Linked DNA regions of Homo sapiens: region 1 is linked to region 2. A link is a loop called in an ENCODE intact Hi-C map of the cell type or tissue named here. Cell type or tissue: dorsolateral prefrontal cortex. All regions are shown on one strand.

Region 1 (5,000 bases), 130 kb after region 2:
CATTAAATGTTAAGATTTTCTAGACTGTAGATCATTCCTGAGTTGCAGCAGACCAGAGTAACTTTTAAGAAAAACTCTGGCTATGTGCAGGTGGGGTGGCCATCCATTGCGGTTAAGAGTTGCCTGAGTGATCTAGTTTTTCCAGAAGTAATTTCTACACTGTTTATACTTGTCAGAGTTCAACAGTAAATGTGCTGCTCAGCTTTAAAGAAAAAGCTGATCTCTTTTCAACAATACAGAAATCAATCTTGTTTCCGTATGTGAGCAACAAACAGAAAATGACGGTTTTTGTTGTTTTTTTCATGTTTTGTTTTGTTTTGCTTTGTTTTGTTTTTTGGTCTGCTGCCCAGCTTTTTATCAGAAGACTTTTTTGGAGCAGATGGCATGTATGGAAGTTAATTTGAATGACGTGCAGCTTGGCCATCTCTGTAGTACTCTGTGAATTTTGTCTTTATTCTTCATCCCTACCTACCTCTCTTCCCAATAGGGCTTTCAGTGCACTTGACTTTGGAACTACCCCCTTACCTTCTGTAGAGAGATAGACAATAGAACTTCCTTATCTTCTATAGCAAGACAGACAATAGAAAGGAGTAGGCTCCCTTCCCCTTGCATATATTGTGGGGGTGATGATGAGGATGTTGTTCCCTTTATCAATGAGTTTTTCCCATAGGAAACCCATGGGAAGAAGCATTTCCTCTGAACCAGCTCTAGTTTCCCTACAGAACTAGCAGTGTTGGCCTTTGGATGACGGAAAGTTGCGACAGTGGCCACAGTTCTGCGTGGCAGCCAGGAAACCGAGAACTACATTTGAGTCTTAATTTTTAATAAGTATCTGAACTGTGGTTAGTATATGTGCATTGAAACTCCTCCCATTCTTGATATTTTCTTTTATTCCTTTTTCTATAATTTTGAATTTTACATATGTTTTCACATTTTATTTTATGCATCTGTAAAAACTTTCATTTCCTCATAGGATTAAAGCAAGATGTAGATTCTTCTCTCAACCTTTTATTAAACATTTCAAACATGTAGAAGTGTTGAAAGAATAATTTAACGTGTACCTGAATATCTTTCACCTAGATTCATGTTATTAACATTTCGCTAGTTTGCTTTATCTCCCTAAATACATTTTTTCCTTTGAATCCTTTTAAATTATCTAACCCTTAAATATTTCAGTCTGAATCACCTAAGAACAAGCACATTTCTCCTGCAGAAGCACAAACCATTATTGCCCCCGAGAAACTTCTCATTGATTCATGACATATGGTCCATATTTGCATTTCCACCGCCCCCATCCCAGAAATGTCTTTTTATGGCCTTTTTATTATAAGGTTGACCTTTTGAAGAAACCAAACTAGTTTTCTACAGACTATCATAATGTTTTAGTTTTTTCTAGTTGTTTCCTTGTGATGTTTAGCCCAATTCTCTATCTCCTTTGTTTCCCGTACACTGGGATTTATGCTTAAAGGCTTAGTTAGATTGGGAAGAATACTTTCTAGCTGATGCTGTGCATTTCAAGTTGCGTCACATCAGGAGATGTATCCCACTCATGCAGTGCCGGGTCATCCCACTCACAGGACCCATGTTTGATCACTTGGTTTCACCACCATATCTTTCCCTTGTAAAGGTATGTTTATCTCCATGAAATTAGCAAGAAATCTGTGAGGTGGCACCACGTAACCACTCTTTTGACAATAATCTTTCATCTAAGAGATTTAGCATCTGTGGATGATCTTTGCCCAAACCAATTATGTCATTGCAGATTGCAGAATGATTATTTTCCAATTATCAATTCCTCTACATGATGGCATTTTTCTGTAAAAAATAACATTTCTTTATTATTTCTTAGTCTGGGCTGCTGTAACAAAGTATCGCAGACTGAGTGGTACATAAACAACAAATTTACTTTTCACAGTTCCGGAGGCTGGAAGTCAGATCAGGGTGCCAGCATGGTCAGGTTCCAGTGAGGGCCCTCTTCCTGGTTATAGACTGCCACCTTCTTGTAGCCTCACATGTAGGAAAGAAAGCCAGAGAGCTCCCAGGGGTTTCTCTTATAAAGGCACCAATCCCATTCACCAGGGCTCCACCTTCATGACCCAATTACCTCCCAAAAGCCCCATCTCTTTTTTTTTTTTTTTTTTTTTTTGAGACAGAGTCTCGCTCTGTCACCCAGGCTGGAGTGTGGTGGCACAATCTCGCCTCACTGCAACCTCTGCCTCCCAGGTTCAAGCAATTCTCCTGCCTCAGCCTCCTGAATAGCTGGGATTACAGGCGCCCGCCACCACGCCCAGCTAATTTTTGTATTTTTAGTAGAGACAGGGTTTCACCATATTGGTCAGGCTGGTCTCGAACCCCTGACCTCATCCACCCACCTCAGCCTCCCAAAGTGCTGGGATTACAGGCGTGAGCCACCGCGCCCGGCCATCCAAAAGCCCCATCTCTTAACAGCATCCTATTAGGGGTTAGGATTTCAACATATGAATTTTGGCAGAGACACAAACATTCAGTCCATAGTACTTTATTAACTGGGAAAAAACTAGTTTTTTTCTCAGCAAGATAGGTCAGTGTTTAATTTCTCTCCTTTAATTATCAATTTTCAGAATAAGTAACTAGTATAATAGTCACCTTCAGTTGTAACAATTTAGTTTTTTGTTTGTTTGTTTGTTTGTTTGAGATGGAGTTTCACACTTGTTGCCCAGGCTGGAGGGCAATGGCACGATCTCGGCTCATGGCAACCTTCACCCCCCGGGTTCAAGTGATTCTCCTGCCTCAGCCTCCCAAGTAGCTGGGATTACAGGTGCCTGCCACCATGCCTGGCTAATTTTTGTATTTTTGATAGAGACAGGATTTCACCATGTTGGCCAGGCTTGTCTTGAACTCCTGACCTCAGGTGATCCACCCACCTTGGCCTCTGAAAGTGTTGGGATTACAGGCGTGAGCCACTGCGCCCAGCCCTAGCAATTTAGTTTTATTTTTCCTTTTAACTAGCACTGTAGATTTAGGGATTTCTTTTTTCTCTGTGTTAATATTTGTTTGTTTTTGATGTTAATTGACTCAGAATTAACCAGTGATAGCCCCTTCAAACATACTCCTGTGTCCTTCTGAAATGCCCTATTATCTTTGAGTGCTTTTATGCTTTCTGGCCCTACAAGCTGCCTCTGCCTCACCTTACACTTTTACTGTCTCGTATCTGGAATCACCATTTTGCCAAGAAACGCTGGTTTCTTTCAGTGGGGAGTAGTATTTGGAAACCAAAGTCTGGGTGTTTAGAATGCTCACAGTCCTAGGATGTCCTTGTTTCCAGGCCCTTTGAGTAGACAGCATTAAAAAATACATGTATTTCAACAGTTGACTTCATATTGATATCTCCAATTCAAATTTAACATTACAAGGTTTTTCTTCAATTTAATTTATATTTATTGCCTTACATTAACAATTATGGCTGTTAATAAATAACATTTATTCTATATCCCATTCTTACCTGGCAGGGGAGATAACATGATCACGAAGGTGGTTTTCCCAGGGCGAGGTTTATCCATTGCACTCTGGGTGTGCTGACCCCTGTGATTTCCCCAAAAGTGCGAAACTCGACTGCATGATTTGTGGTAGTGGGGGACTGCATTCATGCTTTCCCCTAAAAAAGAAAAAAGAAAAAAATATAAATATATATATATTTTACCTATATGTTACTAGAATATATATTTTATATAATATATATTTTAAAATATATCTTTATATATCCATATATACATAGTTTCAACATGTCAATACCAATATTTCTAACAGTAAAACTGCCAAGGACATTTTGGGATTTTTTTGCTTTTTACAGTTTTCCTCTTTAGATTTTTGTCCTATAGTTGTTTAAAAGTCACTTGCATTTTTTGATTACTAATTTGTATTGTTAGATTACCAATTTGCTATGCAGTTAAGTTTTTAATTATTGGGTGTGCTTTCAAAAATTTTTATTTAATTTTCAGGAGTCAAAATTATTTTTAAAAAATAATTTGAAAGTTTAAAACTAAATTATCAGTAAATCTTTAACTACAAAAACATATATATTAAGTTTTGAAATGTCCATGGAATTTGAAGCTAACTTAAAAAAATTGTTGCCCAGGCACAGTGGCTCACACCTGTAGTCCCAGCACTTTGGGAGGCCAAGGCAGGTTGATTGCTTGAGCCCAGGAGTTTGAGACCAGCCTGAACAACATGGTGAAACCCTGTATCTACAAAAAGTATAGAAAAAAAATTAGCCAGGCATGGTGGCTCACGTCAGTAGTTCCAGCTGCTTGGAGGCTGAGGGAGGAGGATTGCTTGAGCCTGGGAGGTTTAGGCTGCAGTGAGCCATGATCACACACCACTGCACTCCAGCCTGGGTGGCAGACTGAGACCCTGTCTCAAAAAAATAAAAAAGTAAAAAATTGTTATTTAATTACTCTGTAAATTGCTATTTATAATTTCTAGAAAGTTGTGACAGCATTTTAGAGCAGTTGTTTAACAGTGTCACCTTTGGATTAGAGCTAAAATTTGTGTAGAGGCATGGATGCTCTTTCAAGTTTTTAACTTATTCATAAAAAGGAAGCAGACAAGTGAAATACTTCCCTGGAAACGAATGCATTCCATCTCAGACTTAGTGCATTTTATCATCTTAAAACTTTTCTTCCTCTGGGAGGGGAGAGTATTTTAGTACTTTGAATTTTATAGTCCTTACCAGTGGCCACTGATAACCTCTTTGCCATATCTAGTGGGCACTTGAACTTTTCTTAGCACCTGGCACCTTTCCCTCTTAAAACCTCACACTTGGCTTGTATGATACTAGTGGACCCTTGGTTTTCCTTCTAGATCTGAGAGCTGCTCAGCTTCCTTTCTCTGCTGCATAGGGTAGTGGGTGAATAGGCTTTGGAATCAGGTGGGATATCAGTCTGATATTACCACCCAATGGCTATCTGACCCCAGGTCAATCAGCTTTCTGGATTCAGTTTTTATAGAATGGGACAGATAAT
Region 2 (5,000 bases):
GTACCTATTATATACTAGTTCTTCTAGAGCACTCACTGGTGGGTAAGAATTAATTTATCAGTTCACAGGGATATAAGAAATCCTTTTATCAGGCCCTAGTTTAGATGGCTTGAAAGAGAAGCCAACAGCTGCAATGTCTGCTCATAAATTTTAAAAGAGAACTGTAAATATAAATTTGTGAATCTTTACTGCACCAATAATTTGAAGGTAGGTGGCAAAAAAAAAAAGCAAAACAAAGGCAGGAAATAACTCAAATGTGGCTTTTTGCCATTTCAAATAGAGTAAACTTAAATAAAAATTATAAATGGATGTAGTATACCAATAAAGATCTAGATCATGTTATCACCATAAACATCCCTGAACCACTGATCCTACCCCTCTCTGCTAACTTGATACTGAAGAAATCAGCACTAGGGTAATCCATTTTGAAGCGAGTCTTGCCAAAATCTTCTCTCTGGCTTCTACCTGTAGTATATTATCTTTTCTTCCCTGACATTTTATCTCTTTTGTTCTATTTGCTCCCATCAGCCTGAATTTCTGAATGTTTCATCTTTTCTTGGACACTCCAGTATACAAACATGTCTTCACTTTGGACATAATCTTAGTGGAATTCAACTGTGAGTTGTGTAAGTGTAATAAACAGCTTAACTACCATTCTGTAAGGAGGCTGCTTACCTAATCCAGCAGGCTCTTGATGACAACTGCTCATTGGATCCCCTAAACCCCAAATTTGTATATTACCACATATTTTTTTAAAAGTTATTTAATTCAGGATTTAACTATGAGAAATTAAGCAAGAATGGGTGAACCAAGTATATGGAGTGAGGAGTAAATGAGATAGAATCACTAAACTGACAATTTAAGCAAATACACACATATGCATGCATGCACATGTATTGACTTTCCAGCCCTACAAAGCTGGAGGAGAGGAACCCATTTGTAAAGTCTGTACTCTGAAGTCCATCTTATACACAAATTAATATTTATAAACATCTATTTGATTAAGTTGCTCCAAGGTTCAAAAACCACAGTTTCCATTGCCACACACTGGGGTACACAGTAGTGGGCCAAGAGGGACTTGGAACCATCGTTAAATGTGGCACATCTTTCTAGAGGGTCAGTTTTAATAGAAAATTTTAGAGAACAGCTTGCAATTTATTTGCTTTGTGATTCACTTGAAATTTTTAAAAATCAAAATAGACACAAATTCCTAAGGAACAGAATGCATATTCTCATTAATTTTTATAAAAGTTGAGACTTCAAAAAAATTTTGCGGCAGGCTTAAGGATCACTGTCTCTCCATCTTCTTTGGAAGCATATGTTTAGTCTTTCCCATCATCTGGAAACTTCAGTGAAAATGTTTGAAAAGTGGTGTCCTACTATGCATATTAAATAAAACTGTTCTCCATGAGTTTTTCATAATATACAACAAGGACCTTAAAAATTTGCTCACTCTTTGGTCTACTCATTTCAATTGTTGTTGTGTGCTGCTAACATTGGTTGAATGCTTGATCTGGGCCAGGCATTTCTAAACTTTGTACATGTTATTAACTCTTTTAATCTTCACACCAGCCCTGTGAGATACCTAATAATATTTTCATCATAAAGTTGAAAAAACTAAGGCACAAAAGGGTAAGCTACTAAGTAGCAGAGTCAGGGGTTGATTCAAGGCAGTAGGGTTCCATAATTCACACTCCTAACCAAAAGGTTGTTCTTCACTTATTACTGATATTGATTAAACAATGGAAACAATTACCCACCAATAGATTTAATTAAATAAATTATGATAAAACCATATGACAAACTACCCTCTAACCATTAAAAAGGTTGGTCTGAATGAACTGAATGTCCCCCCAAAATTTGCATATTAAAATGCTAACCCCCAATGTGATGCCAATAGGAGGTGAGGCCTTTGGGAGGTAATAGGTCATGAAGATGGTGCCCTAATGAGTGGGATTATTGCCATTATAAAAGGGACCCCAGGGCTGGGCGCGGTGGCTCACACCTGTAATCCCAACACTTTGGAAGGCCGAGGCATGTGGATCATGAAATCAGGAGATCAAGACCATCCAAGCTAACACAGTGAAACCCCAGCTCTACTAAAAATACAAAAAATTAGGTGGGCGTGGTGGCACGTGCCTGTAATCCCAGCTACTCGGGAGGCTGAGGCAGGAGAATCACTTGAACCTGGGAGGCGGAGGTTGCAGTGAGTCGAGATCATGCCACTACACTCCAGCCTGAGTGACAGAGTGAGATTCCATCTCAAAAAAAAAAAAAAAAAAAAGGGACCCCAGAAAGCTCTGTCACCTTCTTTCCACCGTGTGAGGTTACCAGAAGGTGGCAGTCTGCCACCCAAAAGAAAGTCCTCACCGGAACCCAACCTTGCTGGCACCCTGATCTCGGACTTCCAGCCTCCAGAACTGTCAGAAATAAATTCTTGTTGATTATAAAGTCACTCAGTCTATGGTCCTTTGTTACAGCAATCCAAGCTAAGACAGTCATTATGTACTAAAGTGGGTTAAGGGATGCCATAAAGTAAACAAAAGAGAAGCACTATAGAGCAGTGTCTATACTATGTATGTAAAAACATACCTAATAAAGTATGGATAGGAAATACACAAAAATATTAAGAGCAGTTATTATCAGAAACATTTTCTCATCCTAATGTTTCTGGGGAGAGGACTTCTGCCATGTGAACACTACGACTCTTCTCCTATCCACACTCCTCTTCCCTTTGTCACAGTGAGGTTGGGAGAAAGAATTAGAAATCTTGGTTCAGTGCCTTCCTCTTGCCTCTAATGTGCAAATCAAACAGCTATAGGCCAGCCCTGCCCTTATTCAGCCCTCCTTAAATTCTCACCTTAGTGCCTGGCTTGCTTCACCCTGGTCCCATGCTAGTAGAAAGGGGGTCTAACTCATCCCCACAGGGGAAGCTGGAGTTGTCCAGCATGGGCCATGACTAAAGGGTGAGTTTAAGCCTGGAGTATAGCATTAGAAAGGCCACCTGGCTGCCCAACAAGAAAATCCCCTTACTCTAATATAGGTTTCAGCAGTAATAAAGCTGATATTTCTAAGTCACTTTATCTGACTCCTGCGTTTATTTTTCACTTGATTTTAATTCACCAAAAAAGTGAGGGCTGGGAATGCCCTTTTTCAGGCCCTTTTACTTTTACCTTTTTCTAGTGTTTAAAAAAAATTTCGTGGCCAGGCAAGGTGGCGCCTACCTGTAATCCCAGCACTTTGGGAAGCTGAGGTGGGTGGATCACCTGAGGTCAGGAGTTCAAGACCAGCCTGACTAACATGGTGAAACCCCATTTCTACTAAATACAAAAAATTAGCCAGGCGTGGTGGCACATGCCTATAATCCCAGCTACTTGGGAGGCTGAGACAGGAGAATTGCTTGAATCCAGGAGGCGGAGGTTGCAGTGAGCCGAGATCACACCATTGCACCCCAGCCCAGGCAACAAGAGCGAAACTCGGTCTCAAAAAAAAAAAAATAGTATGACATATTATTTTAAAAAGTTACTTCCATTTTAAAAAATTATCTGTCATATGACATTCAAAATTCTTTAAAATCCAGCCCTATGTTCTTTGCACAAAGCTATCCAGGGCATTTCCTCCACTCACCCTACCCGCTGCTCTCGGTTCATGGAGAACTGATAGCTGTCCTCGGAAGCCCATGCCCTTCCAGCTCACCCAACCAAGCTCTTCACTCAAGCTTCTTCCCGCTCCTTCCGTGTCTCTTGTTGTTTTGCTGAACTCCTATTTATCCTTCAAGACTCATTTCAAAGACCACGTTCTCCTCAAACTGGTCATTGCTAGAAGACTACAGGGAATGGTTAAATAGACCAGGTTATAACCACTGGGGCAATGAAAGCAAAATAAAAGCTCAGGAATTGTTTTCTTCCTCAGATTCTCCCTTAACTAGTTATAATAACGGATACATTTAGAGGACATTTGAAGTTGAAAAGTCAGGTCTACTGTGGAAAAGCATTACCAATCTGTTGACAGCAGTGGTTCTCAAAGTATGGACTCTGGTCCATGAGCCTCAGCATCATCTGGTGATACCGTTTGGATATTTGTCCCCTAAAAATCTCATGTGGAAATGTAATCCCCAGTATTGGGGTGGGACTTAGTGTGAAGTGTTTGGGTCATGGGGGTAGAGCGCTCATGAATGGCTTAGCACCATCCCCTTCGTGATAAGTGAGTTCTGGCTGCAAGTTCACCCGAGATTTGGTTGTTTAAAACTGCATGTCACCTCCCTGCTCTCTCTTGCTCCCACTGTCACCTGTGACTCACCTGCTCCTCCTCTGCCTTCCATCATGACTATAAGCTTCCTGAGACCCTCACCAGACACAGATGCTGGCACCATGCTTTCTATACACCCTGCAGAACCACGAGCCAATTAAACCTCTTTTCTTTGTAAATTACCCAGCCTCAGGTATTTCTTTATACAACATCAGAGTGGCCTAATACACCCAGAAACTTGCGAGAAATGGAAAGATCTCAGGTGCCATCCAGACCTATGAATCAGAACCTTTGGTGGTAAGACCCTGCCAACTGTGGTGAACAAGAGCCCTTCAGGTGATTTTGAGGCATCTTGAGTTTGAGACACATGGGGTTACAGTAAGATGAAAAGAAGAAGTCAAGATGGTAAGGAATGGAATTCATTTTCAGTTGTAAATTTCCTGGTTGAGAGAGAGAAAGTGTTGGAAGCCGAAATATTTTAGTCTGATTAGCAGAAACTATGGATTAGCCACTGCAGTTATGTCAATGCCATGATGACTAAGGACAGCATGTTAACATTCTGGGTGAATCTTCCTGGAAAAGAAAGTGGAGGCCCCTTCTATGTGGATGTTGGGGACCTTTCAGAAGATGAGTGAATATACAACTTGTAGACCATGTCTCATCGGACTCCTGTCTCTGTGCCCACATTTTACCTTACAAATACTTCTAAGTTGTCATTTATTACAGTGTTGTAGTTAGGTATCTCCTTATTA

What was found. Hi-C counts contacts between places; a loop is a spot of excess contacts. Peaks named below come from ENCODE experiments on the same cell type or tissue, not always from the same donor. Only the 100,000 strongest peaks of a DNase experiment are listed, where the experiment ranks them.
Region 1: it touches region 2 in a loop (9-fold over the local background); 4 of 110 quality-filtered maps call a loop at or near these places.

Annotation. Positions count from the first base shown.
Region 1 is chr12:62,849,375-62,854,374 of GRCh38, reverse strand. All of the region lies in intron 1 of PPM1H (protein phosphatase, Mg2+/Mn2+ dependent 1H), which reads left to right. LOC105369795 (a long non-coding RNA gene) reads right to left here. Exons shown (of 3, transcript XR_945016.3): 2 at 3,482-3,634. It also overlaps the pseudogene RNU1-83P. Among named protein-coding and RNA genes, the nearest start is that of PPM1H, 83 kb to the left of the region's middle. In dorsolateral prefrontal cortex, a CTCF peak has its summit at 1,963; no DNase peak of the experiment used is centred here; H3K27ac peaks cover 2,050 bases.
Region 2 is chr12:62,981,204-62,986,203 of GRCh38, reverse strand. No RefSeq gene overlaps it. Among named protein-coding and RNA genes, the nearest start is that of PPM1H, 49 kb to the right of the region's middle. In dorsolateral prefrontal cortex, a CTCF peak has its summit at 2,349 (motif pointing right); a DNase peak (open chromatin) is centred at 2,342.